3 separate regions of the Homo sapiens genome follow, and regions 2 and 3 are each linked to region 1. Evidence: chromatin loops called from intact Hi-C (ENCODE). Cell type or tissue: PC-9. All regions are shown on one strand.

Region 1 (2,500 bases):
TTCCAATCAAGGAGGAATGGGCTTTTGTTTTGTATTTTTTTTTTTCAGATTGAAAAGCGCTAAACTGATAAGCAATGATGCATGGCCTTCATGGTCAATTGCCCACACTAGCAAAAAACGTTCAAGATAAGAACGACAAAAATAATAAGGAGAGTAACAATGCCACCATGACCTTTTAGCAAGATGGAGGAAATCACTCTTCAGCAGGGATTCATTTTTCTAGTTTTCTTGTTTTTTTAGCCACAGGAAATAAAGCGTGCACCCTACCCTTTAATTCACTGTTTCCCCCATTCATTTTCTATTTCCTGGTAAATTAAGTAGATGCAATTTATAGGCCTTTCTTATGTTCCCAGCTCCTGTGGACCCTGATTCTAAAAGCCTCTCTGCCCTATCCCTACTACTCCCTCCACATTTCTAACCCAGCTCTTCCAAAGAGAGTATATATAGGTACTGTGGAAGCAGAGTAAGATATCCTGCATATAGTAGGTGCTCAATAAGTGCTGAGAGGAATTAAATTGAAGCACTGACAGTTCTTTATCTGGGTCTTAGTCTCATGGAGAATTACAGAATCTGAGAAATGTGCTATCATACCTTGCCTCCTCAATCTAGTTTGTTCTCTTCCACTTTTGTTACCGGAGACTTGGAACTGAGAATGCAACACCCATCCATCCTTGGAAGCCTTCTCCAGAGACAAGCGCTCGTTCTCCCTGGGAACTGTGTAGGAGATGCAGCAGGGAGCCTAGCCCAGCCTGTGCCCGTCCTAGTAGCCTGCACCTGTCAACGCAAGGTCTACGGATCAAACGGAGGGGACTTTCTGATGGAGCCATCCTGGCAGGGCCACTGTGTAAGAAAGAAGTCACATACTTGCAAAATGAGGGTAGTGGCCAAGCGCACTCCCCAAATCCTCTGAAATAACAAAATTATTCATGAACTGAAATAATCACTGCTTTGTATCTTTCCGTTTTCCCTCTTCGTAAACAGCTCTGCTCTTGGTACTCCTGCCTAACCACAGCAGCCCCTAGTGGCAACAAGCTGGAACACGCAAGACTGTTCCGAAAATGTCTCCAGCCCTTCACCGGAGCCGAAAGCATCCCCCACCTCCGCCCTCCCCGCTCACCTTCATGGATCTGATTTTTATTTCTTAGGGGCTGAGGTTAGCCTCTTGGTTTTTCAGCACACACGAATGCACACAAGCGTATGCATATACTGACACTGCGTGGGGTGAGGCAAGACACGCCGGTCAACGGGCCCCTGGGGTGGGGAGAATGCAGGAGGGCTGGTAGGAGCTGGAGGAGCTCTCTTCACACCCCCAAGTCCTCTGGTCCAGGGTGCCCGTGAAACCAGGGCCCAGCTCTGACTCGATTTTTGTCGAGAAGAATCAGCCATCAAAGAGTGAGAGGTGGGATGCCTCACTCAGGGGTTCACCTCTCTGCTCCTATCACATCCCCAGAAGCAGCTGCCACTAGCCAAGGTGAGAAAATCATAATGGCACCCTTGAGAGAGAGCCCTTTATGAAGCAGCTAAATATCCTCTCTTTCCAGGGAATGACTTAACAAAACCTCAAATGACACGCTTGGATGTCAGCTGAAACAACTTTTCTCAAAAAAACCTAAATGCAAAAAAAAAGCTTATTTGAAACAACATCCAGAGGGAGTCCTTGTACACCTAAGCCCAGGTAATGGATTTACGCCCGGACTGCTTTCCCCCGCAGGGAATCTAGTCCCTCCACGATCTCACTTCCCAGAACCAAAGGCTAGTGGAGCACCAGGCCTATTTTGGAAGGGCTGGGAAGGGAGGGGAAAATGGATTTGTAGATGTCTAGTGAGTGCTGAGACTGCTGGGTGCTTCCTTCACCAACCTGAACTCACTTCAGACTCACACAGAAAAAAACATCACGTTAAGAATTCCTCTGGGAGGGAATTGACTCTTAAGAATAGAACTGTTTAACTCTTGATCCTGCCTTTAATTGACTCTGCAAATGTTTAAATGGATTCAAATACAACTGAAACGGAGTTGGGTGATTTTGACATCAATTAATATACTCCGATGAAGTTAGCAGAGGGGACTTTGAGTTAAGTGCAAGGAAAAAAGGGAGGGGGGTGGGAAATACGGCCCTTATACTTTCTGTTTTAAATTATGATAGAGCATACAGGGCTATTCCCCCAGGGCTTATTACAAAGACTCAGAAGATGTTAAATCCACTGGGAAAAGCCCAAAGCTCTGGCTCCTAAAGGGAAATGTGAGTTAGTCAATGCAGACACCGTAGATGATTTATTGGTTATTGTGTGTGTTTTTATGTGTGATATTGGGCTCTGTGCTGTGTGCCTCTCAGCTGTTTGAGGGACAGATGTCAGGAGGAGTAGTCCAGGCACTCACGGGTTAACTCAAGCCCTGATCCCAAGGGACCCAGGCATTTTAAGAGCAGAGCCTCCTCCAGTCATGGCCTGCCCTTACTTCTAAAACCTTGAATGTGAAAAAAGACTGTCCCCCTTCCATCTGA
Region 2 (2,500 bases), 170 kb before region 1:
TTCGGTCACCACTAAAGATCCTGTTTGGCTTCTTTGATCCTGCGATGCACAGGGCTCCCTCCTCCAGGCAGGATGTCTCATCTCCGGACTTTGTGGACTGGGGTTGATTCTTTCACGCCCAGGGGGCCTCACCTCCGGGCCTGCTCCTTTCTTAGAGGTTAGTCTTTGCGTGAGCAGGCACACTTGTTCTGAAACCACCACCATGGGGTTAATTTGCAGATCCTCAACCCACCAGGCAGACTCCACTTTCTGACCCCATCTGTCAGACGCTGAAATTCATGGTCCTTCCCAGGGCAGAAGCCACGAGCCACAGAGCAAAGCTGCCATCACTTTGTATATTTCAGGGTTATTTATTAGGCCTTGGCTTGGAAGTCTAGCCAGGAGGTTTTCACTCAGGGTCTGTTTGCCTTACGCAGTCTGTCTCTGAAGTGCAATTTGGAGATACAGAGACGTCAGGGTAATTTTCCATCCTCTGGTGACAGTGTTATTATTGAGAAGGAAGGATGAGGGCCGCTTGCTGTGCTAATGACTGCTTCTCATTTCATAGGCTCCAGGAGACCCAGGCTGTAAACGACTGCACATAGTCAGGTTCCCCCAGAGCCTCACATGGAGTTCCTCGCCCTGGGGAAGTGATGTTAATGGTTTTCTTTGCAAATCCCTCTCCCACCCACTTTCCTGACAGGATTATAGAATCCCTGTGTCTAGACACCCTGGGAGCTCTGAGGATTTCCTGAGCCTGTTTTCACTCACTCATTGTGATATCTCCTATGGAGGCTGAGTCAACACCCAGTATTGTGAGTATTGGGGGCGTAAAGGAGATGTTAGGATCATAACCTAAAAGTCCCTGCCTCCCACCCGCAGCCCCCTCCCTGACCCTGTGACCCATCACGCTAGCCTTCTGCACCCTTTGATTCTGTGCTTTTCAGAGCCCCGAGAAAGCTCCGAGCCTAGAATGCTGCTCCTTTCCCCTCTTCATCTCCTCAATGTCCACCCATCCTGTGTCACCAGTCATCAGAGAAGCCTCTGTGCCTCCACCCCAGAAGAGGTCAGGCTGGAAAGCTCTTAGAACCTCTAGTTTGCTTCCTTCAGTGCCTTTCTTCTATTTCATATTTGCGTGAGAATGTGCCTGGCCTCTTCCACCCGAGGAACCTGAGAGGCTCCTGTGAGCTAGGGCAGGCTTGAGGCTCTGCTCACCAGCGCATTCAGCAGGGAGGAGAGGCTGGCACATGCAAATTCCTTTCTTTAGTCATCTTTATTGTATGAATGGCTGCGAGGGAGTAGCCTCGGGGTATTCAGTGGGGAACTGTGAGTCAGTAGAGGGGTATATAATAGGTACTCACCTGAAAATGGTCTTTTGTCTTTCAGTTTACCCCTGGGAAAGGGTGAAAAAAAGGAGCTGCTACATGGTGGGTTACTTGAGTGTAGGAAGGAGAACAGGCATAGGATCCATTCACGTTTACTCTTCTTGACGTGATATATGCATGTGAATAGCCTTTAGGAGCAAACTCAACACTCAGCTAAATTGTAGTGCATGTCATTTCCAACAGACCCTTAGACTATTAGAAAGGGCAAGATGATTGTCTGTTTCAGCGTTGACATGTGTGTGCACACAGAACTCTTTATGTAGAAGAGATAATGTATCAAGTGGGGTAAAAAATGGAATCACTGAAAAAAAATTATGTTTTTCCATGGAAGGGTAATTATTGCCCAAAATAGAGCACAGATCAAAACATCTTAATTCTTTGCCATTCTCTTTTGGATTGTAAAAATCCCTGTACTCTCTATATTTGCCATGTCAATGACCCAAACGCCCAGGCATTGCAGGAATGTGGCAGAGTTTGAGTTGAGTCTTACGTATTCATTTAGAAAATACTTACCAGGCAGTGGCCACGTGCTGGGTACTCTGATCATGTTTCAGGGTCATGCAAGACACAGTTCCTGTCCTCAGATGGCATGGGGTGATGTGAAGAGCCTGGGGTTTGGAATCACACCACTTTAAATTGGAATTACAAATCTACCATTTACCAGCAGCATAAACTGGGACAAGATGTTTAATCTCCCTCATTCCCACTTCCTACATCTGTAAAGTGAGGTTAATGCTGCTTATCTCATAAGATAGTTTTGAAGACTAAATAAGACACAACCATGTATAAAGAAAGTCAGATCGCCGCATGCCCTCAGTCAAAACCCTTCAAAGGGTTGTTAGGAAATTGGGAATAGAGTTTGAAATTCTTTGTGCTGCTACACGATCTGACCTTTGTCTGCCTCTCTGTCCATCTGTCTGGTTTTTGCTGCCTTGCTCTGTGTGCTCCCAGTGTGCTGGCCTCCTCCCTGCATCTCCAGCCTCCCAAGCATCTTCCTGCCTCAGGACCTTTGTGCTGGCTGCTTCCTCTGGCTGGAACAGTTTTGCTTCCAATAATCACAAGCCTTTTGCTCACATTAATCAAGTCTCTCCTCCAGAGGCATCTCCGCAAGAGTTCTTTCCTGCCCTCCAGCCTGA
Region 3 (2,500 bases), 130 kb before region 1:
CCTATCTACCTTTCCATCTATCTATACCTGGCACATTGTAGATGTTCAACCAATAGTAACTAGTCCCCAGCCAGTGACCATTTTTCCCTCAATCTTGACCGCAACCTGCATCTCTCTCTGAGTCTGTGCATCTTTGCTCTTTACCCCCAGAGCTTTGCCTTGTATAAGCAGAGGCACAGTGGGACATGGAAGTTGAGTTAGTAAAGCATGTTTTAGCACTCAGAATTTATCATTTGACCTTCAGCCTTCTGTCTACTATGCCTTGCAAGTTTCATTTATGCGAAGAAGAGCAAGCTTTCCAAAAGGATGCTAGGGGAGCTGCGGCAATGTGCCCAGTTTCACCATGTTGTCCTGACTTTTAGGAAAAAACCTGCTCAACTATCCAATTAGCAGCCCTGCTGGCAGCCCAGGCAATGGTTCTCAGAAGCCAACAGCAGGAAATCTGGAGAGAAGCCACTGTTTATGTAGCAGAATAAAGGATGCAACTTGTCTGTTTATAACTCATGACCTTGGCAGGTAGAACAGAATTTGTGTTGGCCACATTAATTTAATCTTCTTACTTCTTCTGAATAACTCATGAATCCCAATGTATTTCTTTTGAGAAAATGCTCAGAATTCTTCATTGGAGCAGCCATTTTCTAGGTTTTTAGCGTACTGTGAAAGTAACTTCAGGTGTATGAGAGAGAGACGGGTGTGGGGAGACAGAGGAGAATGGTTCATCAGTGACTTTTCACCTCTGGAAACTCTGATCTGTGGTCCTCCTTTCATGATTTCCAAACCATATTTTGGGTACTCTGGAACTTTAATAATTTTCTGTGCTGTATCAGTATTGTTTGCAGTCTGAATGAGACCTCAGTAGGGAAGTTATTCCAATTTTTATTTCCCCATACTCCAGCTATTCCTTTCCCCAGCCCCAATGCCTAACTTGATTCACCCAGGAGAGGCAGAAAAAGAATGACATGTCTTTTTGTCAGCTATTCTTTCTGCAAGTGGGAGACCGGCTGAATTGCAATTGTCCAGTTCCTGTTGGATGGATATGGTGATATAAGAGAGCCACTTTCCTGCCCTGGGACCTGGATCAAGACAGAGTCTTGAAGGCATAGAGGAAAGGACTTGGTCTCTGCATTAAATATGCCAAGATGGAGGAAATTTATGATGGAATGGTAATCCTGTGCCCTCACTCATTTGGAATGAAAGAATCAGTCCTAGAGTATGAGAGGTCTTACTGACTCATGGCCTGATGTAGGCACGTGGTTTAAGAATGGAGCACCTCTGACTCTCTGATTTGATCTAAAGCAAGACTCAAATGTCAGGCCCTCAGGGTGAATGTAGATGGAAGCTTCCTTCTGACACCTGTATGACAGCATCGTGATCGCATACACCTAGCCTGTCACTCTTGATGGGGCAACCTTGGGTCTGGGAGGCAATAAAGAAACACAATATGAACTCAGCTCTCACCACCTGTTACCTGGTGCTGTGGCAATGCTCTGAGCTGCAAGTGTGGAGACCCGGGATGGTGTCCTGAGAGCCTGGCTCGCTTCTGCAAATGCGAACATTCATGCTTGGACATGAGAACTGCTAATGTCCCCTCCAGCTCTACTGTTTTATGAATCTAAGTAGGAGACCGATGAGTCTTCTCTCTCCTGTGGAGAGGGATTCGTGGCAAGAGAGATGGTTAATTTTACCCATCAGGTTGTGTGGCAATGACTCCAATTCACGCCTGCTCTCTGGTGAGCAACATCAACTATCCCTTTTTGATAGCACATGATCCAGATTACGGGTGTTTCAGGTATTCGGTTTCTTCTTGTTCTCTTTTCTTTCTTGATACTATTAGGCCATTTTCAAGCTAAGTGTTAATGGCAGCCTAGTAGCAGAAACATGAGAAGGGAGGAAGTTGATGATCTGGGAATTACATTTCCTGTGCAATTAGCCTCTGTAGTAGGCTACTTAAGTTTCAAATTTGCCAGTGGGGGGAACCAGCCTCCCCTAGACAGGGTCATACTATTATATATTGGAACAGGAATGGCTCTCAGGAGATCTGCTAGTACAGCTCCAGTCATGAGGCAGTGAGAACGTATTCCCATTTCACAGATGAGGAACTGATACTGGATTATGAAGTCAAAAGACTAGAGAAAATGCCTTTTCTTGGACTGCCTCAATAGAAAATATTTCCTTGAAGACAGGGACTCAGAGTTAAGAAGCGGTAAAGTAGAAAGATGCGTTGAAAACCGTTTTTCCTGATTTCTGCTACTCACATCACACACAGCCGAATTCCTGCAAAAGCCTGTAGATTACAGTATTAGATAGCTATAAAATCACTCTTTTTTTCATTCATTAAATAATCTTTGAGTGGTTTTTTGTGCCAGGTGCTATGCTAGGCACTAGAGATGAGATGGAACAGGGACCCCTCTTATGGGCCTGTCGGGCTCCTCTCTGATCCCCTCAACACAAATTCTAAGCACCTAGATAGCCGGCCAACTAGCAATTTAAAAAGCAAATA

The links. A loop is a pair of places that touch in the nucleus more often than their neighbours do. Peaks named below come from ENCODE experiments on the same cell type or tissue, not always from the same donor. Only the 100,000 strongest peaks of a DNase experiment are listed, where the experiment ranks them.
Region 2: it touches region 1 in a loop (2.6-fold over the local background); 2 of 110 quality-filtered maps call a loop at or near these places.
Region 3: it touches region 1 in a loop (5-fold over the local background); 2 of 110 quality-filtered maps call a loop at or near these places.

Annotation. Positions count from the first base shown.
Region 1 is chr16:48,054,187-48,056,686 of GRCh38, forward strand. No RefSeq gene overlaps it. Among named protein-coding and RNA genes, the nearest start is that of LINC02134, 90 kb to the left of the region's middle. In PC-9, CTCF peaks have their summits at 1,032 (motif pointing left) and 1,235; no DNase peak of the experiment used is centred here.
Region 2 is chr16:47,886,492-47,888,991 of GRCh38, forward strand. It overlaps LINC02192 (long intergenic non-protein coding RNA 2192), which reads right to left and starts at 639. Exons shown (of 2, transcript NR_110649.1): 1 at 1-639. All of the region lies in intron 4 of LINC02133 (long intergenic non-protein coding RNA 2133), which reads left to right. RefSeq lists enhancers at 383-1,582, 1,123-1,937, 1,938-2,500. In PC-9, no CTCF peak of the experiment used is centred here; DNase peaks (open chromatin) are centred at 1,210 and 1,850; H3K27ac peaks cover 1,487 bases.
Region 3 is chr16:47,924,759-47,927,258 of GRCh38, forward strand. No RefSeq gene overlaps it. Among named protein-coding and RNA genes, the nearest start is that of LINC02192, 39 kb to the left of the region's middle. In PC-9, no CTCF peak of the experiment used is centred here; a DNase peak (open chromatin) is centred at 1,273; H3K27ac peaks cover 361 bases.